2 separate regions of the Homo sapiens genome follow, and region 2 is linked to region 1. Evidence: chromatin loops called from intact Hi-C (ENCODE). Cell type or tissue: left ventricle myocardium inferior. All regions are shown on one strand. Links, peaks and the distances in the headings refer to the core of each region. The heading gives the core; the rest is flanking DNA.

The links. Hi-C counts contacts between places; a loop is a spot of excess contacts. Peaks named below come from ENCODE experiments on the same cell type or tissue, not always from the same donor. Only the 100,000 strongest peaks of a DNase experiment are listed, where the experiment ranks them.
Region 2: a loop joins it to region 1, with 4 times the contacts of the local background. A loop is called at or near these places in 3 of 110 quality-filtered maps.

What each region holds. Positions count from the first base shown.
Region 1 is chr20:40,607,767-40,623,708 of GRCh38, reverse strand. LOC102724968 (a long non-coding RNA gene) reads left to right here. Exons shown (of 8, transcript XR_001754596.2): 4 at 4,408-4,550. Among named protein-coding and RNA genes, the nearest start is that of MAFB, 73 kb to the left of the region's middle. In left ventricle myocardium inferior, for the core only: no CTCF peak of the experiment used is centred there; no DNase peak of the experiment used is centred there; H3K27me3 peaks cover 3,126 bases.
Region 2 is chr20:40,543,757-40,559,698 of GRCh38, reverse strand. No RefSeq gene overlaps it. Among named protein-coding and RNA genes, the nearest start is that of MAFB, 140 kb to the left of the region's middle. In left ventricle myocardium inferior, for the core only: no CTCF peak of the experiment used is centred there; a DNase peak (open chromatin) is centred at 8,298; H3K27me3 peaks cover 719 bases.

The sequences.
Region 1 (15,942 bases), core at 3,871-11,870:
TTTGTTTGTATCCTCTTCTATTTCATTGAGCAGTGGTTTGTAGTTCTCCTTGAAGAGGTCCTTCACATCCCTTGTAAGTTGGATTCCTAGGTATTTTATTCTTTGAAGCAATTGTGAATGGGAGTTCACTCATGATTTGGCTCTCTGTTTGTCTGTTGTTGGTGTATAAGAATGCTTGTGATTTTTGTACATTGGTTTTGTATCCTGAGGCTTTGCTGAAGTTGCTTATCAGCTTAAGGAGATTTTGGGCTGAGACAATGGGGTTTTCTAGATATACAATCATGTCGTCTGCAAACAGGGACAATTTGACTTCCTCTTTTCCTAATTGAATACGCTTTATTTCCTTCTCCTGCCTAATTGCCCTGGCCAGAACTTCCAACACTATGTTGAATAGGAGTGGTGAGAGAGGGCATCCCTGTCTTGTGCCAGTTTTCAAAGGGAATGCTTCCAGTTTTTGCCCATTCAGTATGATATTGGCTGTGGGTTTGTCATAGATAGCTCTTATTATTTTGAAATACATCCCATCAATACCTCATTTATTGAGAGTTTTTAGCATGAAGGGTTGTTGAATTTTGTCAAAGGCCTTTTCTGCATCTATTGAGATAATCATGTGGTTTTTGTCTTTGGCTCTGTTTATATGCTGGATTACATTTATTGATTTGCGTATATTGAACCAGTCTTGCATCCCAGGGATGAAGCCCACTTGATCATGGTGTATAAGCTTTTTGATGTGCTGCTGGATTCGTTTTGCCAGTATTTTATTGAGGATTTTTGCATCAATGTTCATCAAGGATATTGGTCTAAAATTCTCTTTTTTGGTTGTGTCTCTGCCAGGCTTTGGTATCAGAATGATGCTGGCCTCATAAAATGAGTTAGGGAGGATTCCCTCTTTTTCTATTGATTGGAATAGTTTCAGAAGAAATGGTACCAGTTCCTCCTTGTACCTCTGGTAGAATTCGGCTGTGAATCCATCTGGTCCTGGACTCTTTTTGGTTGGTAAGCTATTGATTATTGCCACAATTTCAGATCCTGTTATTGGTCTATTCAGAGATTCAACTTCTTCCTGGTTTAGTCTTGGGAGAGTGTATGTGTCCAGGAATTTATCCATTTCTTCTAGATTTTCTAGTTTATTTGCGTAGAGGTGTTTGTAGTATTCTCTGATGGTAGTTTGTATTTGTGTGGGATCAGTGGTGATATCCCCTTTATCATTTTTTATTGTGTCTATTTGATTCTTCTCTCTTTTTTTCTTTATTAGTCTTGCTAGTGGTCTATCTATTTTGTTGATCCTTTCAAAAAACCAGCTCCTGGATTCATTAATTTTTTGAAGGGTTTTTTGTGTCTCTATTTCCTTCAGTTCTGCTCTGATTTTAGTTATTTCTTGCCTTCTGCTAGCTTTTGAATGTGTTTGCTCTTGCTTTTCTAGTTCTTTTAATTGTGATGTTAGGGTGTCAATTTTGGATCTTTCCTGCTTTCTCTTGTGGGCATTTAGTGCTATAAATTTCCCTGTACACACTGCTTTGAATGCGTCCCAGAGATTCTGGTATGTTGTGTCTTTGTTCTCGTTGGTTTCGAAGAACATCTTTATTTCTGCCTTCATTTCGTTATGTACCCAGTAGTCATTCAGGAGCAGGTTGTTCAGTTTCCATGTAGTTGAGCGGTTTTGAGTGAGATTCTGAATCTTGAGTTCTAGTTTGATTGCACTGGGGTCTGGGAGATAGTTTGTTATAATTTCTGTTCTTTTACATTTGCTGAGGAGAGCTTTACTTCCAAGTATGTGGTCAATTTTGGAATAGGTGTGGTGTGGTGCTGAAAAAAATGTATATTCTGTTGATTTGGGGTGGAGAGTTCTGTAGATGTCTATTAGGTCCGCTTGGTGCAGAGCTGAGTTCAATTCCTGGGTATCCTTGTTGACTTTCTGTCTTGTTGATCTGTCTAATGTTGACAGTGGGGTGTTAAAGTCTCCTATTATTAATGTGTGGGAGTCTAAGTGTCTTTGTAGGTCACTCAGGACTTGCTTTATGAATCTGGGTGCTCCTGTATTGGGTGTATATATATTTAGGATAGTTAGCTCTTCTTGTTGAATTGATCCCTTTACCATTATGTAATTGCCTTCTTTGTCTCTTTTGATCTTTGTTGGTTTAAAGTCTGTTTTATCAGAGACTAGGATTGCAACCCCTGCCTTTTTTTGTTTTCCATTTGCTTGGTAGATCTTCCTCCATCCTTTTATTTTGAGCCTATGTGTGTCTCTGCACATGAGATGGGTTTCCTGAATACAGCACACTGATGGATCTTGACTCTTTATCCAATTTGCCAGTCTGTGTCTTTTAATTGGAGCATTTAGTCCATTTACATTTAAAGTTAATATTGTTATGTGTGAATTTGATCCTGTCATTATGATGTTAGCTGGTTATTTTGCTCGTTAGTTGATGCAGTTTCTTCCTAGTCTCGATGGTCTTTACATTTTGGCATGATTTTGCAGCAGCTGGTACCAGTTGTTCCTTTCCATGTTTAGCACTTCCTTCAGGAGCTCTTTTAGGGCAGGCCTGGTGGTGACAAAATCTCTCAGCATTTGCTTGTCTGTAAAGTATTTTATTTCTCCTTCACTTATGAAGCTTAGTTTGGCTGGATATGAATTTCTGGGTTGAAAATTCTTTTCTTTAAGAATGTTGAATATTGGCCCCCACTCTCTTCTGGCTTGTAGGGTTTCTGCCGAGAGATCCGCTGTTAGTCTGATGGGCTTCCCTTTGAGGGTAACCCGACCTTTCTCTCTGGCTGCCCTTAACATTTTTTCCTTCATTTCAACTTTGGTGAATCTGACAATTATGTGTCTTGGAGTTGCTCTTCTCGAGGAGTATCTTTGTGGAGTTCTCTGTATTTCCTGAATCTTAACGTTGGCCTGCCTTGCTAGATTGGGGAAGTTCTCCTGGATAATATCCTGCAGAGTGTTTTCCAACTTGGTTCCATTCTCCCCGTCACTTTCAGGTACACCAATCAGACGTAGATTTGGTCTTTTCACATAGTCCCATATTTCTTGGAGGCTTTGCTCATTTCTTTTTATTCTTTTTTCTCTAAACTTCCCTTCTTGCTTCATTTCATTCATTTCATCTTCCATCGCTGATACCCTTTCTTCCAGTTGATCGCAGCGGCTCCTGAGGCTTCTGCATTCTTCACGTAGTTCTCGAGCCTTGGTTTTCAGCTCCATCAGCTCCTTTAAGCACTTCTCTGTATTGGTTATTCTAGTTATACATTCTTCTAAATTTTTTTCAAAGTTTTCAACTTCTTTGCCTTTGGTTTGAATGTCCTCCCGTAGCTCAGAGTAATTTGATCGTCTGAAGCCTTCTCTCAGCTCGTCAAAGTCGTTCTCCGTCCAGCTTTGTTCCATTGCTGGTGAGGAACTGCGTTCCTTTGGAGGAGGAGAGGCGCTCTGCTTTTTAGAGTTTCCAGTTTTTCTGTTCTGTTTTTTCCCCATCTTTGTGGTTTTATCTACTTTTGGTCTTTGATGATGGTGATGTACAGATGGGTTTTTGGTGTGGATGTCCTTTCTGTTTGTTAGTTTTCCTTCTAACAGACAGGACCCTCAGCTGCAGGTGTGTTGGAGTACCCTGCCGTGTGAGGTGTCAGTGTGCCCCTGCAGGGGGGTGCCTCCCAGTTAGGCTGCTCGGGGGTCAGGGGTCAGGGACTCATTTGAGGAGGCAGTCTGCCCGTTCTCAGATCTCCAGCTGCTCTCCAGCTGCGTACTGGGAGAACCACTGCTCTCTTCAAAGCTGTCAGACAGGGACATTTAAGTCTGCAGAGGTTACTGCTGTCTTTTTGTTTGTCTGTGCCCTGCCCCCAGAGGTGGAGCCTACAGAGGCAGGCAGGCCTCCTTGAGTTGTGGTGGGCTCCACCCAGTTCGAGCTTCCTGGCTGCTTCGCTTACCTAAGCAAGCCTGGGCAATGGCGGGCGCCCCTCCCCCAGCCTCGCTGCCGCTTTGCAGTTTGATCTCAGACTGCTGTGCTAGCAATCAGTGAGACTCCGTGGGCGTAGAACCCTCCGAGCCAGGTGTGGGATATAATCTCGTGGCGCGCCGTTTTTTAAGCCCGTCGGAAAAGCGCAGTATTCGGGTGGGAGTGACCCGATTTTCCAGGTGCCGTCCGTCACCCCTTTCTTTGACTAGGAAAGGGAACTCCCTGACCCCTTGCGCTTCCCGAGTGAGGCAATGCCTCACCCTGCTTCGGCTCGCGCACGGTGCGCGCACCCACTGACCTGCGCCCACTGTCTGGCACTCCCTAGTGAGATGAACCCGGTACCTCAGATGGAAATGCAGAAATCACCCGTCTTCTGCGTCGCTCACGCTGGGAGCTGTAGACCGGAGCTGTTCCTATTCAGCCATCTTGGCTCCTCCCCTGACTGATGTCCTCCTTATAGGAATGGGAAATTCAGATGCAGACAGGTGCTGAAGACCATGTGAAGGCACAGGGAGGAGGTGGCCATCTGCAAGCCAAGGAGAGAAGCCTCAGAAGAAACCAACCCTGCCAACACCGTGACCTCAGACTCCAGCCCCCAGAACTGTGAGAAATACATTTCTATTATTTATGTCAATCTGTGGTACTTTGCTATGGCAGCCCTGGTGAACTAATATACATGCACAAGAACTTTTTCCAGTATGCCATTATTTTAATTGTTTAGAGCTGTCTAATAGAAATCTACTATGAGCCACATATGTAATTTAAAATTTTCTAGGAACCACATTAAACAAGTAAAAACAGAGGTAAAATTAATTTTAATAACACATTTTCTTTAATCCAATAAATCTAAAATATGATTATTTTAACATGCAACTTCTCAGAGACATTATTAGTAAAATACGTTCCTTTTTTCATACTATGTCTTTGTCTTTGTACTTGTATCTGGTGTGTGTTATATACTTACAGCACATATTAATTTGGATTAGCCACATTTCACATGGGTTAATAGCCCCATGTGGCTAGTTGTTACCATGTTAGACATGACAGGTATAGATAAGCCATTTTTTTCTGCAGATCAATTTTAAAAAATCCTTGTTCTATTCTGTCAATACATGATCATTGTTAAAACGCATTTAAAAATTGAGCAAGTTTGCTCTGGAACATTATTCCTGGGAATTTTGTCTTTGCTTTGACATTAGCAACTCAAATAGCTGAGTTAGTTGTTCATCAAAAGACTAAGCTATTTAAATATTTTGGCCATTAGCTTTCTTCCTTGGCATTAGACTGTAAGTATTCAGAAGCTGATCCTAATCCTGGAAGATACAATCTTAATGCCGTAATTGCAAATGTTGAAATCCCAAAAGATCAAAATCCTGAAAATATGATTCTGGAAAAAATAATAAAATATTCTTTAAAAAACATTTATTTACATGTTAAAATGGGTTTTCCTGAGAAACATATAAAAACATGACAGAACACTTCCTAGGCCAGTTTACACAATGAAATAGGGAATAATAACATACATTTTTTATAAGCATAAACACCCAGGTATACTAAAAACATTTACAGGAGTGTAACAGTTATGATCAGACAAATGTATTCATAAAGAAATAGGTCAAAAAGCGAAATGTATGAATGCATATCATCATGGTTGGTAATTGGCTGCACCCGGCTTTATAACTGTGGTCACTTGAAATATCGTGTCAGACAACCTGTATTTTGATGAGACTGACCAAAACCCTCAATGGGTCACCACTGCATATGCAGTCTTGCAAAGAGCTGAGATCTCAATAAATTTTAGCTTTCAAAAACGAAAACGAACAAAAATAACATCTCTTACACTACAGAGGAAATTTCAATGTTTTTATGTTGAGAACCAGAGAAGCTTATGGTCTATCAGTCAAGAACCGAAAGCTTCACTACCTGCGGGGCTGTAGGTATAACAACTGAAGTCCAAAGGCCAGCAAGCCTGGAGTACTGATGTCCAAAGCAGCAGAAGAGAGTCTGCCCCAGCTCTCAGAGAGAAATTGATTCGCCTTCTGTGCCCTGGCTGATTGGAGGGTGCCTGACAAGGTTGAGGGCAGATCTTCCCTACGGAGTTCACTCAGACTCACACTCATCTCATCTGGAAACAACCTCACAGACACTCCCAAAATAATGCTTTATCAGGTTTCTAGGGACTCCTTAATCTAGTCAAGGTGACACCTAAAATTAAATTCACAAGTCCACCTCTTGTCAACTTGGCACCCATATGCATCTCCTTAAACCATACTTAACTTCCAAACAAAGACACTAACAGAGTAATCGTTCTCCCTAACCTGATGCAACTATCCTGTGTTTGTGATTTTTGGGATTTTAGACCTTAGGAATTTTAGACTTTAGAAATGTGGATGTCAGGGATTTCAACATTTGGGTTATGGCATTTGGCATTGTGTCTTGTGGGATTATAATCCACAGGAAAGCATCAAATTCAGAATGTTCCTAGGCCTAGAGGGAGATCCTTTTTGCCCCTCATCCCTTTTATGACATACCTCTGCTAGCTCACTTGCATATTATTTGTAGCAGTTAAGGGACCATGCTTCTCTTTCCTTCACTGACATCTCACATCCAAGTTTTAATTTGCTGATGGATGAGGTGCATGAGCCAGAGATAACTGAATGGGTTCAAATAGCCTGGTATTTCCAGGATCTTATAAAAACTTTGCAGTAACCAGGAATGCAGATAAGTTGAGGAAGACTCAGTCGGAACTCTTAGCCATTGCTCTCAACCCTTACTGATTCATGAAGGGAATCCCTCATTTCTGAGTATAATTGAGGACATGATCAGCTGAAGGAGCAGAAGGAAGGGAAAAATGAACTACTAAATGCTGAATGTGTGCTTACGTACCAGTCATTTCCTTGGTGCCAGCCAGCAGTGTGTCTATTGAGCAAAGCATGGTAGATTTTCAAAGAAATCAGCTGGATAAATTCCAGTTTAAAATGGCATCTGGCTAGCTATTGCTGCCCGTGACACAGCCTCTCTTGATTTCCAATTAACCTCTCTAATGAAGACACAGAAACAGTGCAGCCCTGCCATCGTAAAAGTGGAGACGCTCTTTCCCTCTCCCTCTCTTTGCATTGGCTCAGAGACATAGCATCTGCAGCAATTAAAAAATTGGATGGCCATCTCTCAAGTCTGTGAGTTGCTTTTTAAGGCAGCCAAATCTTGCCATCCTCAATATATTTGTTGAAGATCATATGTTTTGTAAAATGACAGGGTAGAAAGTTGTGACCTTAATACATGGATCCTGGGAGGAATAGATACTATAAGTAAAGTTGTGTGATGAGGACAGAGACAAGGACAGACTGAGCAGCAGGGCCTGCTGGACACTGTAGACTTTCATATGTTCTGCTGATTTTGAATGTTAAAGAATAAGGCAAGAAAATTTGGAAGCGATTCCACCTCAGTAGAGCAGAGCTCCATTAGATAAAAAGCTGAAAAAAAAAAAGAATAAAAAAGAATAATAGGGTTTAAAATAACCCCCTTCCCCAACACACAAATAAACACATACCAAATTCTCCAAGTAAATGTGGAGTCAAAGAAGTTAATAAACATCTTCCCTCAAAGAAAATTCTAGGTCTCAATATTTTCACAAGTGAATTCTCTCAATATTTAAGAAGAAATAACATCGTTTACAAACTCTTTTCAGAAAAGAGAGGAGGAAGAAACACTCCCTAATTCATTTCATGACCCTCATTTATGAAACTATAATGCCCAAATCTGACAGATATTTCCTCTTGTTCCAAAAAATTAAAGGAAGATAGAAAGAATTACTGACAAAAAGTCCTGGATGAACAGAGCCTCAAAAACCCTTAACAAAATATTAGCAAACCCAATCCAGTAGTGTATATGAAAAGAATGACACATTCTGACTTTTTTATTATGTCAGAATTATCTCAGAAATATAAAGTTCATTTAACACTTAAAAATCCAACAGTATAATCCACTGCATTAACAGAACTAGGAAGAAACATGCATCAAGGAGAAAAGAGACTTGACAGAAAATGAACATCCCATTGATAAAAACAATCTAGTCATTAATCTAGCAATAAAACCATCTAGTAATAAAAGAGAAACTTCTCAATCGATAAAGATTATTTATTAAAAAGATACATCAAACATCATACTTATTGGTGAAATATTGAACACTTTCTCACTAAGATTGGAAACAAGGCAAAGATGCCCTCTCTCACCATTCTATTTAACATTGTACTGCGATTGCAGCCATTGCAAAAGGAGAAAAACCAAAAATAAAAAAAATGCATACAGATAGGAAGAGGTAAAATTGTACTTATTTGCTGGTGTCATGATTGTTTACATATAAAATCTTAATAAATCTATGAAACAACTACTAGAAGTAATCCGTGAATTTAGAGAGCTCGTAAGATTCAAGGTAAACATACACAAATCAATTTTATTATTTATATACTAGCAACAAATGTTTGGGAAGTAAAATTTTAAGAAACCCTTTACAGATTATCAAAAACAAAAAATACTGGGGATTAGATTTAACAGTATATGTACAAGACCTCTACACTGAAAACTATAAAACATTGCTGAGAGTAAATAAAGAAGACCCAAATCAATGGGTGGTTATGGATACGAAGATATAATGTTGTCAAGATGTTAATCCTCTCCCAACCGACCAATAGATTCAACATAATCACAATAGAAAGACTTTTGCAGAAACTGAAAAAAATGACTCTACTATTTATATATAAATGCAAGCACATAGAATACTTTGATAAAACAATCTTGATAAAGAAGAACAGTTAGTCAACTTATACTATCTGATTTCAAGACTCATTTTAAAGCTAAAGCAATTAAGACAATGTGGTACTGGCATAACCATCAACAAATGATTAGTGGAACAGAACAGAAAGCTCATAAACACACTCCACTGGCCAACTAATTTTTGATAGAATCATCAAAGCAATTCAATACAGAAAGAAAAGTCTTCTAACTAAGGATGCTGCAATAGCCAGTTATTCTCGTGAGAAAAAGGACTTTAACTGCCACTTTATACAATATACAAACCACACAGTTTTCAATAGAAATATAGGATAGTATCTTTATGACTTAGGGATAGACTAAGTTTTCTTTGACAAGACTCAGAAAAACTGATAAATTAGACTTCATCAAAGCTTGAAACTTCTGCTCATAAATAGACGTTATTAAGAAAACTTCTGCTCATAGATAGACACTGTTAGGTAGGCAATCTACAAACTGGATAAAATTATAAGTAAAACAGATGTTATCTGACAATAGACTGGTATCCAGGATGTATAAAGAACTCCTGCAATTTAATAATAAAGGAGTAAAAATGAGCAAATTAACTGGACAGGCATTTCACAAAATATATACACCTGGCCAATGACCAGATATAAAAATACTCAATATCATTACTTATCAGGAAAATTCAAACCACAATGTGACATCCTTATTCACCCTTCAGAAGTTCTAAAATGAAAGATGGAAACAATCCCAATTGTCAAGAATGTGGAGCAACTGGAACTGTCATACATTGTTAGTGGGCGTTTGGCAAAATGTCTCATAATTTTTCATAAATCTGAACACATATCTACCCTGTGACCCAGAAATTTGAATCCCAGGTAATTAACCAAGAAAACTGAAAATATATGCCTACAAAAAGGTTTGTACAAGTATGTTCCTAGCAAGACCTTATTAGTATATAATAATAATAATTATAAACTGGAAACAGCCCAGGTGTCTATCAATAGGAGAATGAATAAACACATTACAGTATATTCATGCAATGGAATACTACTTAGGAATAGAAAGGAACAAATTATTGAACATGCAACAGCACAGAGGAATCTCAAAAGGTTTTGTCATGTGAAAGAAGTCATCTACAAGAGTACACATGGGAACGGTATTCCATAATATGTTGTTCTAAAATAGGCAAAACTAATTCATGGTGGAGAAAAACAGAATAGTGATTTACTCTGGGGGAAGAAATGGTTATTGATGAAAAAGGGACATGAGGGAATTTCCTGGAATGATGCAATGTTTACATCTTGATGGAGGTTTGGGTACATAGATGTAAGCATTTGTCAAAACTCAGCCAATATATAGTTAAGATTTTTGTCTTTCATTGTGTGTAAATTTTACCACAAAAACCTGTAAACAAATACTGAACTGCAGTTAATGATATGTATTCTGAAATATTTAAGAGGATATGTACTGATATATATATATACACACACACACACATATACACATACATGTGTATATATATACATAATTTAAAGTGTATAAAAATCTCAAGATGGATTGAGATAAAGGAATTAAGGTGTCAATGAGATAATCTGTGTAAGTGCTCACTATAAAATTCTTTCAACTTTTTTGTATACCTGAAACTTTATTATAACATATTGGAAAGAAACCAAAATCAGATCTGAAACTTCAACTTAGAAATATAAAAAAAGAATGAATAGAAAGACAACTATATATCTAGTTGGAAAGATTGTATATTGCAAAGATATTAATTAGTCCCTCATTCATTCATACATTTAACATGGTTTGGAATTTTGATTTTGAAAGTGATTCTGAATTTCATTAGACAAAACAAGCATTGCCTCCTGCAACAGAAGTAAAAATGTCATTCTTATGTATTTGACATATATACTACTGTAGTTGAAACAATATGGCATTATACAACAATTAAAATATGATGTCATGAAATAGAAGGGATAGTCTTGAATTGCATGCTAGAATACCTATAAGCTTAATAGAAGATAAAAGAAATGTTAATTATTTGGAAAGGGGTGAATTTTTTAATGAGTGTTGGAATAAAATAAAATGAGAACCTTACCTCACATTATCTCCTAAATTAAATTATAAATGGATTAAAGAGTTACTTTTTAAAATACAGGCAGTTATTGCTTTGGGCAGTTATGATATACACAAATTTTACTTAACACAGCATAGTGAAAAGTTAAGATTGCCAGTATGAAATACTAGAATAATATATAATAAATATTTAATTGAGTTTCAGATGATGAAAGATATTTTAAGCCTCAGAGCAATAGAAGAGATCTTAAGGATAAGAATAATATATTTGGCCACTGAAAAAAAAATCCATATCTTTAAAAATATTATAAGCAACAGTAAAAGAAAAATGTCCAAATTGGAAAAGTACTTACAATATATACGGCAGAATGGTTACTGTCCTTAATACGTGCAGAGATTTTAAAAAATCACCATATAAAAAAGAAAACCAGAGAAAAAGTGCCCATAAGACTTGCACATATAATTTGCTGAGGCATCAAAAGATAATACATTTGTAAAAATATCTCATTATTATCAAAAACTTTACATTAAAAATGAAAGATACTTTTTTTTTTTTACATTCACAAAGATGAAAAAAAAAAAAACCTTCGCTGAGATAGTTTTGTTAAGTTTGTGTTTCCCTTGGAGATGAAGTCTCGCTCTCTCACCCAGGCTGGAGTGCAGTGGGGTGATCTCGGCTCACTGCAATCTCCACCTGCTGGGTTCAAGCGATTCTCCCACCTCAGCCTCCCAAGTAGCTGGGATTACAGGCACCTGCCACCACACCTGGCTAATGTTTGTATTTTTAGTAGAGATGGGGTTTCACCATGTTGGTCAGGCTGGTCTCAAACTCCTGACTTCAGGTAATCCACCCCCCATTGGCCTCCCAGAGTGCTGGGATTTACAGGTGTGAGCCACTGCACCCAGCCAGTGTTTTCCTTGTTTTACCGTTAAGGGTGGTGCTGGGGTGAGCATCCTATACATCTTGGATAACCTCTGATTATTTCCTCAAGATAATTATGCATGTAGATGGTGTTTTCTTCTATTGATGTTGTTTTATTCCTTAAATTGCTTGGTAAGCATGTAAGGGTTTGTTAATATAAATATATTTTAAGATGTTCAAAATGGCATCCAATACATTAAAAGGATTTTGAATGGAAGAAACAGAGAAAATGCATGAAAAATATAAATAATGGCTGTCACTGGAGGTATGATTATAGATGATTTCTCTTTTCTTCCTTATAGTTTTTCTTAATTTTCTAAAAATTGAGGAAGAATCATTTAAAAAACAAAGAAGACACTCAGTTTATGTATTTGACATGGCTTTTATATCAGCACCTGTATGGTGCCTGGGAGGTACTTGGTACCCAGTACACTTAGTAAAGCAGCTTCATTGAGATATAATTTACATATCATAAAATTCATTCATTTAAAGAGTACAATTCAATGGTTTTTAGTATAGTTACAGATATGTTCAGCTATCATTACAGTCAATTTTAGAATATATTCCTCACTTCACAAAGAAACTCTGCATCCTTTATCAATCACTCCCCTACCCCGCTATCTTCCCCAGCCCTAAGCAAGCACTAATCTACTTCCTATCTCTATAGATTTACCTATTCTGGCCATTACATTTAAGTATAATTATATAATACGTGATATTTTGTGACTGTCTTCTTTCATGTACTTTAACTTTTTCAAAGTTCATCTATGTGGTAGGATATATCAACATTTCATTCATTGTGGCTGAATTTTATTCCAGTGTATGGATATACCATATATTGTCTATAATAAGTTGATTTATATTAATATTTGGGTTATTTCTACTTTTTGACTAATTAATTCATAATATAATTTATTATTATGAGTAATTACATAAACACTTGTGTGAAAGTTTTTTATGTGACGTATGTATTCATTTTTCTTGGTTATCTACTGTGAGTGAAATTGCTGGGTCATATGGTAACTCTGTGTTGAACTTTTTGAGGAACTTTCAGGCTGTTTCCCAAAGCGGTTTCACCATTTTATATTCCATCAGCAGTGTATGAGAGTTGCAATTTCTGCATAGCTCCAACACTGATGTTTTGTTCTTTCTGATTTTGTTGCTATCTAGGCAATCCTATCTAGGCAATTTTGTTGTCGTGAAGTGGTATCCCATTGTGGTTTTGATTTGCATTTCCCTGCTTAATGGTTGAGCATCTTTTTATGTGTTTATTGGCTATTTGTATATCTTCTTTGGATAAAGGCCAATCCAAATCCTTTGCCTATCTTTAAATTGGGTTATTTGTCTTTTTATTACCCAGTTTTAAGAGCTCTTTACATGTTCTAGAACAAGTCTCTCATCAGAGACAGCATTTGAATATATCTTCTTTCATTCTGTGGGTTGCCTTTTCATTTTTGTTTCTTTTCTTTTTCTTAAATTTTATTTTTTATTATACTTTAAGTTCTGGGGTACATGTGCAGAACATGCAGTTTTGTTTTAAATTTTACTTTAAGTTCTGGGATACGTGTGCAGAACGTGGAGGTTTGTTACGTAGGTATACGTGTGCCATGGTGGTTTGTTGCACCTATTGACCCATCCTCTAAGTTCCCTCCCCTTATCTCCCACCCCCTAATAGGCCCTGGTGTGTGCTGTTCCCCTCCTTGTGTCCATGTGTTCTCATTGTTCAACTCCCATTTATGAGTGAGAACATGCGGTGTTTGGTTTTCTGTTCCTGTGTTAGTTTGCTGAGGATGATGGCTTCCAGCTTCATCTACATCCCTGCAAAGGACATGATCTCATTCCTTTTTATGGCAATGTAGTATTCCATGGTGTATATGTACCACATTTTCTTTATCCAGTCTATAATTGATGGGCATTTGGGAAAACTTTGTTTTCTTCAAGATGATTTTGACTATTCTGAGACCTTTGAAATTACATATGAATTTTATAATCAGTTTCAATTTCTACAAAGAAGCAAGCTGGGATTCTGATAGGGATTGTGTTAAATTTGTAGATCAATTTGAGGAATATTGCCATCTTAACAATATTAAGTTTCCCAATCCATGAACCTCGAATGTTTTTAGAGTTTTATAGGTCTTTTTAAATTTCTTTCAACAACGTTTTGAAGTTTTCAGAGTTAAGTTTTATATTTTTTGTTAAATTACTTTCTATTTTACTACTTTGTTTTTTTTAAATTTTATTATTATTATACTTTAAGTTTTAGGGTACATGTGCACAATGTGCAGGTTAGTTACATATGTATACATGTGCCATGTTGGTGTGCTGCACCCATTAACTCGTCATTTAGCATTAGGTATACCTCCTAATGCTATCCCTCCCCCTCCCCCCACCCCACAACCCTCCCCCAACCCCACAACAGTCCCCAGAGTGTGATGTTCCCCTTCCTGTGTCCATGTGTTCTCATTGTTCAATTCCCACTATGAGTGAGAATATGTGGTGTTTGGTTTTCTGTTCTTGCTATAGTTTACTGAGAATGATGATTTCCAATTTCATCCATGTCCCTACAAAGGACATGAACTCATCATTTTTTATGGCTGCATAGTATTCCATGGTGTATATGTGCCACATTTGCTTAATCCAGTCTATCATTGTTGGACATTTGGGTTGATTCCAAGTCTTTGCTTTTGTGAATAGTGCCACAATAAACATAAGTGTGCATGTGTCTTTATAGCAGCATGATTTATAGTCCTTTGGGTATATACCCAGTAATGGGATGGCTGGGTCAAATGGTATTTCCAGTTCTAGATCCCTGAGGAATTGCCACACTGACTTCCACAATGGTTGAACTAGTTTACAGTCCCACCAACCATTGCATATTAAATTATTTTCTTAACTTTATTTTTAGATTTCTCATTGCAAGTGTATAGAAATACAGTTGATTTTTGTAGATTGATCTTGTATCCTGCAACCTTGTTGAATTCATTTATTAGTTCTATTTTTTAGTGGATTCCTTCGGATTTTATATATATGAGATCATGTCACATAAAAATAGAGATAGTTTTACTTCTTTCTTTCCAAGCTGAATGTCTGTATTTCTTTTTCTTTTTCAATTGCCTGCGACAGAACCTCCAGAACAATGCTGAATTGAAGTGTTAAGGGCAGACATCCTTGTCATGTTCCTGATCTTAGGGAGAAAGCATCTCCTTAGGGAGAAAGTTTCTCACCACTGAGTATGACGTAGCTATGGGTTTCTCATAGATGCTCTTTATCAGGTTGAGGAAGTTCTCTTCTATCCCTAGTTTGTTGAGTGTTTTTATTAAAAAAAGAGTGTTGGATTTTGTCAAAAGTTTTTTTCTGCATCTATTGGAATGATCATGTGATTTTTTATTTTTATTTTTTTACTCCTTTGTTTTTGCTTTCTATTCTATTGATGATTACATTAGTTGATTTTTAGATGCTATCACTACACTTTTGCTGAGTGTGTCCTGGGCTAATTAGGTACATTTGGAATTGAAATTGAACCCACAATGTGGTCTGAGGGGTACAGGCTGTGTGTAGCAGTTTTTGGAGGGCAAATGCCCTATCTGAATCCCTAATAGACCTTTCCTTGCTCTGTTTTTGGTGCCGATGCAGTGCCCTGAACTAGTCAAGTCCAAACTCACACCTCCAGCCAGGTAGACGTGTTTCAGGTTAATTAGGGGCCTCAGTCAATTTAGTTCATGGGCTGTAATTACAAGCACCTAAGACCTGCAATTTCTGTTTTAATTAAAATAAACAATGTGGAGGGGCTGACATCACACCAGGGCAACTGGTGTGCAAGGAATAGGTAATTACACCAAAGCGGAGTCTCTTGCTGTGAGGCAGGCTGTTGGGATCCACAGTGGAAGCTGGGCTTGGCCATCCTGGTGAATGCTAATTATTTGCTGCCAACCACAGCTCAAAACAGATGGGTGGGTGGGTCATGGCGATGACATTCGAACATGCTTACTTCAAGTTGGGACTTAGCTGTGATCTTTGGGGCATGTGTGTGTATGAGAGTGTGTGGGTATTTACATGTGCGATGTCCCTTTAAATGTATTTAACATATAATATACTTCTATGTATAAGTGCAATAGGATGAAAAAATTCTGATTTCAACTGCAGTATTAGGGATCCTCTTGGGGAGGAAGTTACCCTTGCTTAGGAAATTAACACCTCTCTCAGCTTTAGAGGCCAGAAATT
Region 2 (15,942 bases), core at 3,835-11,834, 64 kb after region 1:
GTGGAGCCGCCAGAACATCATGGGTGGATTGTGAATGGTTCATCCACTTTAAAAAATGACTTGACAGTTTCTTAAAGAGTTAAATGTGCATCTAGCCTATGACCTAGTAATTCTATTTCTTGATATTTATCTGAGAGAAATGAAAACATATATCCACAAAAAATTATTTACAAAAATATTCATAGCAGCTTTAATCACAATAACCTAAAATTGGAAATGGTTCAAAATATTCATTAACAGGATAATGGGTAAACATTTATGGTCTATTTATACAGTGAGATACAACTCAGCAGTTAAAATAAACAGATTATTGATCTGTTCACAACAACATGAATGAATCTCAAAAATATCCTGCTGAGCACAAAAAGCCAGACACAAGTGTTTATCTGTGTGACTCCACAAATGTGAAGTTCCAGAACAGGCAAAGCTAACTCGTGGTGAGAAATCAGGGCAGTCGTTGCTTCCAGGGAGGAGGAATTGCTGGAAAAGGGCAGAAGAGAACGTTTCTGGGTGTTGGGGACGTTCTATGGGTTTCAGTCAAACTGAAAGACCGGTGTGATTAAAATCTGTGCACATCACTATATGTAAGTTATAACAAAATAGGAAAGAAGCCAGCTAAGGAACTGAATTGTTATCTATGCACGTAAAGACCTGGTACTCATCTAGCCATTCTTGGTGATGGTAGGTAGGTTCCCTGACAGTGGGCCAGCCCCGTTCTTTCAAGTAAAGGTGATGTGTGTCCACTCACATACAAGATTAGGTAAAGACTGGTAGATCCTTGAGGATGGGGACAGGGCCTTATTCATCATGGTGTTCCCAGTGCCCAGTAGGAATGGGCCCTTTACAGGTGCAAAGGAATTATTTGTTGTATAAATGAATAAACAAATGACTGAATTACTCATGGATGGTCTGAACGATGGTCCTGGCACTGGAAGAGAGAGTGGGTCATTGAGTTTTCACACTAGAGAGCACTAAGTAATCAAGTTTTCTCCTCTCCTCCTCCATCCCTTTTTTCCTTCCTTCCTTCCTTCCTTCTTCCCTCCATTATTTCTTTCTCTCTTCTTTCTTTTCTTCCTCCTTCCTTCCCTTTCTCCTTCACCTCCCTTTCTCCTTCCCCTCCCTCCCTCCCTTCCTTCCTTCCTTCCTTCCTTCCTTCCTTCCTTCCTTCCTTCCTTCTTTCCTTCCTTCTTTCCTTCCTCCTTCCCTTCCCTTTTCTTTTCTTTTCTTCCCTTTTCTTTCTTTCTTTTTTCTTTTATTTTCTTTTTTTCTTTCTCCTTCCCCCCTTCTCCTGGAAGAATATCTATTGATCTAGGGTCTTCTTGTTCACTGAGTCTTTAAGGCAGTGTCTATGGACCTATGAACTGTTCTGAGATCTATGAAAATAGCTGGGATATAAAAAAGTAAAGAAAACTGCAAAGTATAAAAAATTAATTTTAATTAAATGTACATAAGACACAACAGTTTGTCAACAAATTCACTTCAACTCTAGTTATATAGAAGTTTCATGTAGTATAAGATATGAACATATTTTAACGTGGTTTAATGATGATACAGCAAAGTAACCTCCGAAAGAAGAGGAATTAGGGACACTAAAGGCCTTAGAATTAACTGTGCAATGGATTTACACTTGATGTAAGAAACTCACTTTCAGTAACATATAAGAAAGTGGGAGAGGGCAGAGGAAGAGTGGAAGAATAGAAGACTCTGTAGTTATAAGGACCTCATTTATCTTTTATGAAAAAATCATTGTAATGACATGCAGTTAAAGATATACATTTGTGGTAGGCAGAAAAATGGCCCCTTAAAAACGTCCATGCCTTAATCCTGTGAACCTGTTACTTGACATTGCAAAAGTACTTTGCAGAGTGATTTAAGATTATGGACCTTGAGATGGGGTGATTATCCTGGATTATCCAGGTGGGCCCAATTTATTCACATAAGTCCTTGAAATTGGAGAACCCTTCCAACTGTGGTCAGAGGTATATGTGAATAGGGAAGAAGGGTCAGAGATGCAACCTTGCCGGCTTTGAAGATGGAGGAAGGGGTCAGGAGGCAAGGGATGTGGTGGCCTCTGGAAGCTGGAAAAGACAAGAAAATGGATCTCCCCTAGAGCCTCTAAAATGGAAGGCAGCCCTGCTGACACCTTGAGGAGCCCCTTGAGACCTGTTTTGGACTTCTAACCCAGATAACTATAAGTAATAAATATGCACTGTTTTTTTGGCAAACATATAAATATAAATTTTAATTTTAAACCTGATAAAGCTTTGAAATTAGAAGATTCTTTTTTTTTGAAATTTAATTTAATTTAATTTTAAGTTCCAGGGTACATGTGCAGGATATGCAGGTTTGTTACATAGGAAAACATGTGCCATGGTGGTTTGCTGCACCTGTCAACCCATCACCTAAGTATTAAGCCCAGAATGCATTAGGTATTTTTCCTGATGCTCTCCCTTCCTATGCTCCCCCTTGCCCTGGCAGGCCCCAGTGTGTGTTGCTCCCCTCCCTGTGTCCATGTGTTCTCATTGTTCAGCTCCCACTTACAAGTGAGAACATGCAGTGTTTGGTTTTATGTTCCTGCATTAGTTTGCAGAGGATAATGGCTTCCAGCTCCATCCATGTCCCTGCAGAGGACATGATCTCATTCCTGTATAGTATTCCATAGTGTACATGTTCCACATTTTTCTTTATCCAGTATATCATTGATGGGCATTGGGGTTGATTCCATGTCTTTTCTATTGTGAAAAGTGCTGCAATAAATACACATGTGCATATATCTTTATAATAGAATGATATATATTCCTTCGGGTATATATCCAGTAATGGGATTGCCGGATCAAATGGCATTTCTGGTTTTAGGTCTTTGAAAAATCACCACACTCTCTTCCACAATGGTTGAACTAATTTACATTCTCACCAACAATGTAAAAGCGTTCCTATCTTTCTGCAGCCTCACCAGCATCTGTTGTTTCTTGACTTTTTAATAATCACCATTCTGATTGGTATGAGACGGTATCTCATTGTGGTTTTGATTTGCATTTCTCTGATGATGGTGATGTTGAGCCTTTTTTCATATGTTCGTTGGCTGAATAAAAAAATAATTTTTTGTCTTTAGTTCTGTTTATTGATTTGTGTATGTTGAACCAGCCTTGCATCCCAAGGATGAAGCTGAGTTGATTGTGGTAAATAAGCTTTTTGATGTGCTTCTGAATGAGGTTTGCCAGTATTTTATTGAGGATTTTTGCACTGATAATCATCAGGGATATTGGCCTGAAGTTTTCTTTTTTTGTTATATCTCTGCCAGGTTTTGATATCAGGATAATGCTGGCCTCATAAAATGAGTTAGGGAGAAGTCCCTCCTTTTCAATTGTTTGGAAAACTTTCAGAAGAAATGGTACCAGCTCCTCTTTGTACCTCTGGAAGAATTCAGCTGTAAATCCATCTGGTTCTTGGCTTTTTTTGGTTGGTAGGCTATTCGTTACTGCCTCAATTTCAGAACTTGTTATTGGTCATTCAAGGATTCAGCTTCTTCCTAGTTCAGTCTTTGGAGGGTGTGTGTGTCCAGGAATTTATCCATATCTTCTAGATTTTCTAGCTTATTTGCATAGAGGTGTTTATAGTATTCTCTAATGGTTGTTTGTATTTCTGTGGGTTCAGTGGTGGTATCCCCTTTATTATTTTTCATTCTGTCTGTTTGATTCTTCTGTCTTTTCTTGTTTATTAGTCTAGCTAATGGTCTTGTATTTTATTAATTTTTTCAAAAAGCCAGCTCCTGGATTCATTGATTTTTTGGAAGGGTTTTTTTTTGTATCTCTATCTCCTTCAGTTCTAGTCTGATCTTGGTTATTACTTGTCTTCTGCTAGCTTTGGGGTTTGTTTGCTCCAGTTCTTTTAATTGTGATGTTAGGATGCTGATTTGAGATCTTTCTAGCTTTTTGATGTTGGCACTTAGTGCTATAAATTTCCCTCTTAACACTGTTTTAGCTGCATCCCAGAGATTCTGGTATGTTGTTTGTTCTCATTTGGTTTCAAAAAACTTATTGATTTCTGCCTTAATTTCATTATTTACCCAGGAGTCATTCAGAAGCAGATTGTTCAATTTCCATGTAGTTGTGTGGTTTTGAGTGAGTTTCTTAATCTTGAGTTCTAATTTGATTGTGCTGTGGTCTACGAGACTGTTTGTTAGATTTCAGTTCTTCTGCATTTGCTGAGGAGTATTTTACCTCCAATTATGTGATCAATTTAGTGCCATGTGGCACTGAGAAGAATGTATAGTCTATTATTTTTGGGTGAAGAGTTCTGTAGATATATATCAGGTCCACTAGATCCAGAGCTGAGTTCAAGTCCTGAAGATCTTTGTTAATTTTCTGTCTCAATAATCTATCTAATATTGGTAGTGGGGTGTTAAAGTCTCCCACTAGTATTGTATGGGAGTCTAAGTCTCTTTGTAGGTCTCTAAGAACTTGTTTTATGAAACTGGGTGCTCCTGTATTGGGTGCATATATATTTAGGATAGTTAGCTATGCTTGTTAAATTGAATCCTTTACCATTATGTAATGCCCTTCTTTGTCTTTTTTGGTCTTTGTTGATTTAAAGTCTGTTTTGTCAGAAAACAGGACGGCAACCCCTGCTTTTTTCTGCTTTCCATTTGCTTGGCAAATTTTCCTTCATCCCATTATTTTAAGCCTATGTGTGTCTTTGCACATGAGAAGTGTCTCTTAAATACAGCACACTGGTGGGTCTTGTCATTTTATCCAGTTGGCCATTCTACGTGTTTTAATTGGGGGCATTTAACCCATTTATGTTTAAGGTTAATATTGTTATGTGTGAATTTGACCATGTCATCATGATCCTGGCTGGTTATTTTGCAGACTTGTTAATGTAGTTGCTTCATAGTGTCATTGGTCTGTGTACTTCAGTGGGTTTTGATAGTGGCTAGTATTTAGTGTTTCCTTCAGAAGGTCTTGCAAGGCAGGCCTGGTGGTGACAAATTCTGTCAGTATTTGCTTGTCTGAAAAGGATTTTATTTCTTCCTCACTTATGAAGCTTAGTTTGGCCGGATATGAAATTCTGGGTTGGAAATTCTTTTAAGAATGTTGAATATTGGCCCCCAATCTCTTCTGGCTTGTAGGGTTTCCACTGAGAGGTCTGCTGTTAGTCTGATGGGCTTCCCTTTGTAGGTGACCTGACCCTTTTCTCTGGCTGCCTTTAACATTTTTTCCTTCATTTTGACCTTGGAGAATCTGATTATGTATCTTGGGGTTGATCTTCTCATGGAGCATCTTACTGGAGTTCTCTGGATTTCCTGATTTTGAATGTTGGCCTGTCTTGTTAGGTTGGGGAAGTTCTCCTGGATGATATAATGAAGTATGTTTTCTGACTCGGTTCTGTTCTCCCAGTCTCTTTTAGGTACCCCAATCAGTTGTAGCTTCAGTCTTTTTACATGATACCACAGTTCTTGAAGGTTTTGTTTGTTCCTTTTCATTCTTTTTTCTCTAACCTTGTCTGCCTGTCTTATTTCAGCAAGATAGTCTTCAGGCTCTGAGATCCTTTCCTCCCCTTGGTCTATTTGGCTATTGATACTTGTGATTGCCTTGTGAAGTTCTCAGGTTGTGTTTTCCAGCTCCATCAGGTCATTTATGTTCCTCTCTAAACTGGTTATTTTGGTTAACAGCTCCTGTAATGTTTTATCATGGTTCTTAGCTTCTTTGCCTTGGGTTAAAACATACTCCTTTAGCTCAACAAAGTTCACTATTACCCACCTTCTGAAGCCGACTTCTGTCAATTCATCCATCTCAGCCTCAGCCCAGTTCTGTGCCCTTGCTGGAGAGATGTTGCAATCATTTGAAGAAAAAAAAGTGCTCTAGCTTTTTGAGTTCTCAGCCTTTTGCACTGATTCTTTCTCATCTTTGTGGGTTTATCTACCTTCAATCTTTGAGACTGGTTATGTTTGGATGGGGTTTTTGTGGGGTCTTTTTTGTTGATGTTGTCCTTGTTGTTGCTTTGTTTGATTGTTTTTCTAACAAACAACCCCCTCTTCTGTAGGGCTGCTGCAGTTTACAGGGGAACCATTCCAGACCCAATTCTCCTGGGTCCCTCTTGCACCTGGAGGTATCACTAGTGGAGGCTGCAGAACAGCAAAGATGGCTGCCTGCTCCTTCCTCTGGGAGCTCTGTCCCAGAGGGGCACTGAGCTGATGCAGGCAAGAAAGCTCCTGTATGAGGTGTCTGGCAACCCCTGTTGGGAAGTCTCACCCAGTCAGGAGGCATGGAATCAGAGACCTGCTCAAATAAGCAGTCTGGCTGCCCCTTGGCTGAGCAGGTTTGGCTGCACTGGGAAGAATCCCCCTCATCCAGACAGCCAGCAGTCAGGAAACACTAGCTTTTCCTTGCTCTGTGTGGGTCATGCCAACATCCTAATCATTCCCAGTGAGAGAACCTGGATACCTCAGTTGATGGAGCGGGATTCACTCACCATTTTCATTCTTCTCAGTGACAGCCACAGACCGGAGCTGTTTCTAATGGGCCATCTTGGTTCCTCCAATCAATATGCATTGTTTAAGCTCCTAAATTCATAGTAGTTTGTCATGCCAACAGTAGCCAATTAACATAACATGCATGGGTCCACATAACAGTTGATGTTTATTAAATGCAAATAGATGCTGTGCACTCTGCTGTGTGCTTTGTGTGTGTGGCCTTGCTTAGTTTTCATAACAACTTTATGCAATAGCATTATCTTCATCCCCATTTTAAAGATCGAGCCTTAGAGAGGTTCAGGAAATTGCCCAAGGTCACAGAACTTGTGAGTGACAGAAGTGGGATTTGAACCCAGATCTGTCAGTCTGTTCAGCTCTATGTAGAGTCACTTACATCTAGAGTAAAAGCTCTTTTTAATTCTTTTTGTTTCTGATCCAGGCATGACTAAGATACAGTCTACTTTTGCAGAACCCATGAAAAAAATATGTCTACAAGACACTGGAATGTGACAGCTCTTTAGGGCAACATACTTTAGTACTTGAAGAAGCATCTTTTTTTTCTCATAAATTGTCTACGGGACATATGCTTTAGAACTTGAAGATGCATCTCTTTTCACATAACCAATTACAGAACTAATTACAAACTGTTTTTATCTGTTCATTAAGGTAGATATAATTAAAACAACATTTTGTTAAACTAGTTTGAGTGTGTGCTTTAAAGTAATTATTACTACTTTTATTTCTTTGAGATTCTTTCTAATTTGTCTTGGCTCTATCTCAGTCTGTCTCATGTTCTGTCTTGCTCTTTGCTCTACATCAGAAAGACTTTGGCCCTTCTGTCCTGCATTCCTGCCACTTTACCTAGCTAATTTCTACGCACCCTTCAGTTGTTCTCTTAAATATTGCTTCCTCTGGGAGGCCTCCCTTCCTAGAGTCCTCTGGTGTTTATTCCCACAGTGCTCCATCCCTTATTTTTATCTGTCTTATTATACTCAACAGTATATAAATGTATTGGCTGTATTTCTCACTACATCATAAGCTTCATGAAATCAGGGCTTAATGTTTGTGCCATTTTCTCTTGTGTCCCAAGTGTTCAAAGTAGTGCTTGGCGTGTAATAAAGTTAAATAACTATTGGTGGATTGATTAATGATTTGGACTGGTCTTTTCCCCTTACTGACCACTGTTGGATTCTAGACCTACATTAACTGGGTTACACACTTTTTTTCTGTCATCCACCCTCTACTTCTTCCTCCTCCCATTTTTTTGAATATGCACAAACACACAGGTACACCTTGACATGTACACACACACACACACACACACACACACACACACACACACGAGGAGCAAAGTCTTTTCAAATGTCCTCTTTGCCTTTAAGCTAGAGGCCCTTAGCCCTTGTTAGTGAGCTTTTGAGTTGGGATATAGAAGGAGAAAGAGGTTTCTATGCCACTTTTGGGGAGAGGCGCATTGCCTCCTGGGAGTATCTACCTTCTGAGGTGCTGGGCGATTATTTGTGCATATCTTCTGCAGATGTCCACCTCTGTCTCTGAGCAGCACCCTGTGGGAGGCCTTCTTTGCCCTGAAGCTCACAGCCTTGTACCCCATTCCTGCTTCTTTGCGGGCTGACGCTTGGGCTGTGGAGGCAGAAGCTGAGGCCATACCTCCTTCTCTCCCTTTCTCCTTAGTGCCCTACAGGTGTCTCCAGTAGGAGGTTCCCTCCTTCCAGGCTCAGCACTGCTGCCCAGAGAACACATGGCCATGAGCATGAGGCCAGGGTACAGTCCTAAAGGGGCCTGACCCCTGGACCGCAGCCCTCTGGTGCAATGCCAGGGTGGTCATTGCACAACAGGAAGGGAAATTCATATCATGGAGTTTAAGACCTTTGGCTGTGGAATCTCAGCTCTTGGAAGCAGATGTAGCTGGCAGTGGTGTCCTCTTGTGTCCCTGTTCCCAGTCTGGTTCAGCTCTTCTCCTTTCCCCCATTTATGCCCTGCCTTTGCCCTGAACCCTGCCCCTTCCCAATGTCCATGGTCTGCTCCACCTACTGTCCAGACCAATGAGACACCAGAAGAGGAAAGTCTGATGGAGGGGATGGGGGTGGAAAAGCAAAAGCCTTCACACCTAAAGGTGGAATTGCGGCAACCCCACAGTGCTTCAGGCAGCAGCTGCCTGGACTCCATGTGGAGCTGGGTGAACACCCTCATTTGTTTCTTTGTCCCCTCAGGGCACTGGGGTGTCTGGAGGGTGCCCAAGTCCTTATGCCAGCTGACCTTTCTGCCTGCCTCCTTGCTGCTTGCTTGCCTCATTTCTGTTCTCCAGTATCTCATCCATACCATTTTTCCTCAATAGCCCTGCTCCTTTGTTTGTCCCCCAATGGACACAGAGTGGGTTAAGACCTTTGGAGTCCACAGACCTAGGTTCAATGCCTGACTGTTTGACCTTGAGCATGGGACTTCCCTCTTTGAAACTGTTTCCTCATCTGTAAAATGGGCTTAACAATTCCTTTCTCCCAGGGTTGTAACGAGAATGAATTAAGGCAATGTACCAATTTAACATACATTTTCTGAGCACCCACCATTTGACAGTCATGGAGTGGGGTGCTGGGATTACCGTGGTGATTAAGACAGAATCTGGTTGGAAGGAACCTATAGTCTAAAGTGGCAGGAGAAAGCTCTCACAAATATACAAAGAGATACCCCAATAAATAAAGAGTTATAATTCCCATTGCACATTGAGGCTTGCTAAGAAGCAAACAGAAGGGAAGCAGTGAATAAAGGTACCAGGGTGAGGTTATCCTTCGTGGGTGAGGAGAGGGAAGGGCTGTTTTAGGAGATGGCATCAGCCAGAACCCTGGAGAATGAGAAGGTTTTCAGGACTGGGGACTAGTGGGACACATAGAGGGCCCTCCTGAGCACTAAGGTCCTGAAAGCAAGAAACAGTCAGGTGAGTTTATGGATCCCAGTGAGGGTCTTTGTGGCTTGGTATATGTGAATGAGAGTTAGGTTAGGAAAGAGTGAGGCTGAAGAGGCCAACAGGAGTCAAAATATGCTGGGTTCTATGGGCCAGTGGTTCTCAGGGGCATCAGCATCCACTGGGAGCTTGTTAGAATACACATGCTTGAGCCCCACCCATGATCTGCTAAATCGGATACTCAGGAGGTGAGGCCCAGCAATCTGTGTTTTAGTAAACCCCACAGGTCATTCTGATGCATGCTAAGTTTGAGCATCTCTGCTAGACTATGGTATAGAGTTTGGATTTTTGGCCATTGTGTGGCAGAACACTGTTAGAAGGTTTTAAATGAAGAGCGAACTGTGATCTGATTCATTTATCTTAAAAGATCCTCCTGGCTGGAGGGTAGATGGATGGTGGGAACCTGGAGTGGGAGTTTAAGTTCTTAGCTGAGGGAGGCCTACAGTATCACTTAATGGTTGGAGTTAGCACCATCTTTGTCTTGTCTTTCCACACTCATGCCTTGCTGTCTCCACTTCTACTTCGAATGAATTTTGAGTAGCCACATGCTGTCCACCTGAGGTCACCTCCCAGGGCTACTACTTGAAGGGGTTGTATGCCATACGGCTATGAAGCGGGACCATGATCTTGCAGAATTGTGTTTAAGCAGCTTCCTTGTGGGAAGACTAGGAGATGAAACTCACCAGGCCATAGCTTGTGTCTGGAAGGCTGACATTGTTTGCAAGAAGAAGGCAGGAGCTGCACTCTGCAAGGCTCACGAGGCCAAGAGGGAGTTCAGGCAGTCAAGCTTGCACTCTCCTGGCCTCATACTGCTTCTGTGGACAGTGTCCCATGGACATGAGTGGCCCAGGAGGACTTACAATCTAGATCCTTCCCACTGCCAGGCCCATGCCTGAGGCCTCAAGTTTTGGGGCTTGCTGTGGAGTGTCCACTCCTGTCCAGCTCCTGGTGTGGTCAAGAAGCTAAGACCCCCACAACCTCACCACACCCACCACCAGTGGAATAATCTCAGCAGAGATTTAGGTAAAAATTACTAAGACACCAACGAAGTCAGGAAAAATAGTTGAAATATTGAGGTAATTAAAGCCAAATACCTGAATGACTTTGGAAAAGTTTAGGCAAAATAGTTGAAATATGTAGAGAATTCAGGCAAAGCTGTTTGGTAGTCAGTGTGGCCAGAGGAACAAGTAGCAGTTTGGATCTATAGCCAGGGCTGTGGATACCATCTTTGCTGTGTGGCCTGAGGTAGGTAACCTATTCTTTCAGAACCATCATTCCCTCTTCTGTAAAGTACGGACAATAGCACCCACTTTGTAGGAATTTGGTAAAGACTGATTGCAATACTAAAATATGCAAAGTGACTGACAGAGAGTAGGCATGCAGTGAGTACTTTCCCTTTTGTTACTACTATGCTACTACTGCTGTGCTTCCTTGCTGATGGTTACAGTTCCTATCGCTGTGTAACAAACTACCTCAAAATTAATGATACAGAAAACAACCATTTAAATATGCCCACAGTTTCTGTAGGTTGGGAATTTAGAGAGGGTACAGTAAGGATTGCTCGACTCTGCATTAAAGCTTGTCTGAGGCCTCAGTTGGGAAAACTAAAAAATTTGGAGGTGACTTGAATGGTAGGAGATTGGAGAATCTGATTCCATGCATCTGGCATCTTGGCAGGAATGGCTGGAAGCTGGACTCAGCTGGGACTACATGTTTCTATTCTGGTGTGACTCCTTATGTGGCAGCACAGTGTCCCAGAGAATAAGATGGAAACTTTGTGGTCTTTTATGACAAACCTTGGAAGTCACATAGCATCATGTCTGCCACATCCTACTGAAGCAGTCACAAGACCACTCAGATTCCAAGGAGGGCAGACAGAGATCCTAACTCTCAAAGAGAGAAGTGTCAAGAAGTGTGTGGTTGTGTTTAAACCCACCACACTAACAAGCCTTCCTGATGCAGGCTGGCGATGACCAAACCTGATCCCAGTTCCTTTTCTGAGCAATAGGGAGGTATCTTCCAGCTGCTATAGATGCAAAGTTGTCTGCTCCTTGCAAGCTTCAGAGTTCGACTAATCTTAGTCTGTGACCTGAGTTGGGGCATAGAGTCCATTTTCCTGCAGCCTGTGGAGGTCTGCCTAGATGTGGAGGGGATTAAAAACATCCACCAGTTTCTCCCTCTCCAAGCACTTAAAAAGCAGTAATAAATAGATGAGAGCCTGGGAGGTGTGATTGATTTGTTTTATGAATCACAGAAGAAGCTGTAACTCATGGGAGATTAAGGCTGAAGTAAGTTGTACAGCTCTTGCATTACATGTAGAGATTAATGACTTATCACATGAGGCCCCACCGTTAACCCAGCTCACCCACAGGGAGTTTAATAGCAGGACCGTACAGGCTCACTTTTAATACTTGAGCAGATGCTCCTGGCTTGTGTGTGGCCCTGATTCTCACCAAATGAGCACTTTCCTGGTTAGAGTTATGAGTGCCCAGGAGCTGGGGAGTAGCTTCCTCTCTTGAGAAGAAAGAGCTAAGTATTTCCAAGGATACCCATTTCCTTCCTACCCTGTTATTTTCTCAAAGCAATGAGCAGGATGTCTCAGGAAGGCTGAAAGATGATGTCATTTCTCTCAGGCCCTTATTAGGTCCTGTGCTGAAGGTTTTGTAGTTTCTTATGGAAATTTCACAGTAGCTGTATGAGGTAGGCTCTATTGAACCCATTTTTTATTTTATTTTAATTTATTTTATTATTATTGTACTTTAAGTTTTAGGGTACATGTGCACAATGTGCAGGTTTGTTACACATGTATACATGTGCCATGTTGGTGTGCTGCACCCATTAACTCGTCATTTAGCATTAGGTATATCTCCAAATGCTATCCCTCCCCCCTCCCCCCACCCCACAACAGTCCCCGGAGTGTGATGTTTCCCTTCCTGTGTCCATGTGTTCTCATTTTGAACCCATTTTATGGATGAAAAATGTGGGCTGGAGGCTGCATGGTTTTATGGAAGAAGCATGGGCTGGAATCACACGGACCTGGGTCGAAATCCTGTGTGCATGCTTCCTTCCTTAGTATACATACTGTCTTGCAGCTCCAGTTGTCTCATCTCATGAAATGGATAATGTAGATCCTTTGTAGCGGTGCTCTGAGGACTACATGATCATGGTGTCTGGCACCTAATAGGTGTTTATTAGAAGTCACCCCAGGAGACTGCTGAGGGCAGGAAGGGGCAGGAGTGAAAAAAGCCATCAAGTACTTCTAAGACAAACCTGGCATGCCTTGGGTGCCTCTGGGCTCATACCTAGGAGTTCAGAGAGGTTGGCTAGGATGTTTGAATAGATCTAGGCCGGGGAAGGGTGAGGTTAGGCTCTAAATGTGGTCATGATACAAAATCTCAGCCTAAGAGTGCTAGGTGATGCATGTTGCAGAGTGTGATTTGGAGAATTCAGGAGTTGGACTGGCAACATCAGCTGCAAGCTGAGCCCTACTTCCCCAGATATCTGTTTGGATCAGACCAGCAGCTGTCAAGGTCTCAGATGAGCCTGCATCGGGGCTAGAGTTACTTGTACTGCTCAGGGCAGGCCCTGAACCATGGATGAGCACTGAGTGAGGCCATGGGAAGATCTTGACCTTCCTCAACATAGCCTGTTCGCCCATCTTTCCATCTCAGCTTCTGCCTCTGGTCCCTTGAACTGCCTGATGGATTAGAGCCCAAGGTCTGGGTGTGCCATCATATGTAGTCCTAGCTGCTGGTTTGTGTCCAGCTGATTTATTCAGGTGGTACTGTAAACTTTATATTCACCTGCTCCCTCATCCTTGTACTCACAGAGAAGACCTTGGGTTTTATGGTTGTCCATATCCCAGCAGAGTCTCCCACATTGCTTAGAAATCTGTCTTCCACTGGAACCAACACATGTTAATGTTCATGAGCTTGACTCAATGAATCCTGACACTAAAGACAGAGGTATCCCCCTTAAAACTCACTGAGCTAGCTTTAGGACAAATTACAACACCTCCCCACCCTTGTTCTCAGAGTAGGAGTCATAACATTAACATTTGTTACATGGATACTACACGTCAGGCTAAGTTCTTAACATTTTCCACATGAGATAATTCTACTAAATGCATCCACACTTCTTACACCCTGGCTCCCCCTTCTCCTCCTTTTTTGATTTATTTCTGCATAGTACTTAAAAACCTTCTATCTTATAATATCCTTATTCATTTTAATTGTCTTCCTGTCTCTCTATCCCCATGACAATGTAAAGTCACAAGGACAAAAAAATTTTTGTCTGACATGTTTACTGTTCTATCCCAGCCCTAGACAGTACCCGACATATAGTACATGCTCAATAAACATCAGGACTTGCGTCTTAACAGTGGAATTGGTTGGATGGATGAATACATATTTATGAGCTTTCAGAGACCTGGGTCTCCCAGATGGTTGTCTTCTACCCTCAAGCCCTGGCTTTGTCCTCACCTGGCTCAGGGACTCTAATCCCTGGGGAGCTCACCATGGCTAATTGGCCCCTGACTTGGCCACTTAACTTTGCTCCCTGGCTTCAGTCTTGGCCTCTGGCTCAGGCTTTCCGGGAAATCCCAACCCAGCTGTTCCAAAGTCAAGAATGGAAATAGCTCCTAAGTTAGAAGCTCACTGGCTCCTAACTTATCTCTGAAACTTTGTGGGGCTCTCACTCCTCTGTGGGGCAGATACATAGATGCCCAGTCATATCGGGTCTGTGGTCAATCCTGTGGCCACATAGCACATCCTCAGTTGGGTAGCCATTCAACAAGTGCTTACTACACAGAGCTAGAACTTTGGAGCCATGCTGCCTGGGTTAAAGTTCCACTTCTGCCACATATTAGCTTGTGTAATCTTTCTGAGCCTCAATTTTGTCATCAGTAAAGTGGGTTTAATGATGCTTAATTGGAGGCTTCAGTGAGATAAAGTTTGAAAAGAAAATTTAGCTGGGCATACAGTGAGCGCTCAATAAATGTTTGGTATTATTATTAGGTGTCAGGTACTGGGCTTGTTTGGGGTTATGGAGGTGAATAAGCCACAAGCCCTGGTTCCAAAGGACTCACATTCCAGAGGGAGAGGCTGACAAGTTATTATGAAATTGTGGTACCATGTCTGGAGCTGTGATGGGGAAATACAGGGCATGATGGCACCACTCAGGAGGGCTGACCAACTCAGCCAAGGTGAAGGGCAGGAAGCCAGAGAAGACTTCCTAGGACAAGTAATACTGGAGTAAGTGAGTATGACTTTGACAGGTTGAAAGGTATATGTATTAGTTCTCTATTGCTGTGCATCAAATTTCTCTCAAACGTAGAATTTTAAAACCAAAACATTCATTATCTAACAGTTTTGTGGGTCAAAAATCAGGGCATGGATAAATTAAGTCCTCAGGCTCAGGGTCTCCCCTAAGGCTGCAATCAGGATGTTGACTGGTCCTGAGGTTTCATCTGAGGGCTAATGAGGTCCTGAGGTTTCATCTGAGGGCAGAATTCAATTTCTCATGGGCTGCTGGACTGAGGGCCCCAGCTACTCACTGGTTGCTAGCCAAAGGCTTCTCTCAGTTCCTTGCTATGTGGGGCCCTTAACAACATGGGAGCTGGCTTCCATCAGAACAAGCAACCAAGAAAGGATGAATAAGACAAACAAGAGTCTTTGTTACCTAATTTCAGAGGTGACATCCCATCGTTTTTCTCTTCCAGTAACTTAGAGGAGAGTTATTAGGTCCATTCCAGACTCAAAGGGGGGAATTAAGCAATGGCAAGAATATCAGAAGGTAGGATCACTGGGAGCTACCTTAGAATCTGCCCTCCACAGGGATGCTTCTTACAGAAAAAAGAAGCAACATTGTGTAAAGGCATGAAGGAGTGAACCTGTAAGGTGTATTTGGGAAAAGACAAGTGACTCAGGCGGAACATTTCAGAGGGCAATGTGTTGGGTGGTGATTGTAGGTGGAGGTGACAGCAGATGGCACTGGAAAGGAGGTGAGGACTAGTCCATGAAGAGCCTTGAAGACCCTTGATAGGATTTTTTCTTTAGCCCAAGGACAATGGGGGAACTGCTGAGAGGTTTTGAGGAGGGGAGTGACATGTGGAAGGAGGATCTGCACATGTTTTTGTGTTTTCTCATGGCCTTCAGTGACTGGGCGGACTCTTCTTCAAAAGAATAAAGACTGAGCAGGAAGTGGTGTCTCAGGTGGAGCCAGCCTGCAGTTTCACCCCTAAGCTCTTAGGACTTTGTCTTATGGGTTCTATCCTCATGGCTACTTTCTCTCACCCCAGTATTGTCTCCACCAGCCCACAGATGGATATTCTTTGTTCTTATCAACCTCCTCATCAAATACTTCAACCACTGACTGCCAGGCTGGCCTGTGCTGAGCAGAGGAGATTAAAAGGTGGGTAGGGACAAAGGTGAATCAGATGCAGGCAGGGCAGACCCACCACACCCTCTGGGTAAATCAAGGGTATTTTTTTTTTTTT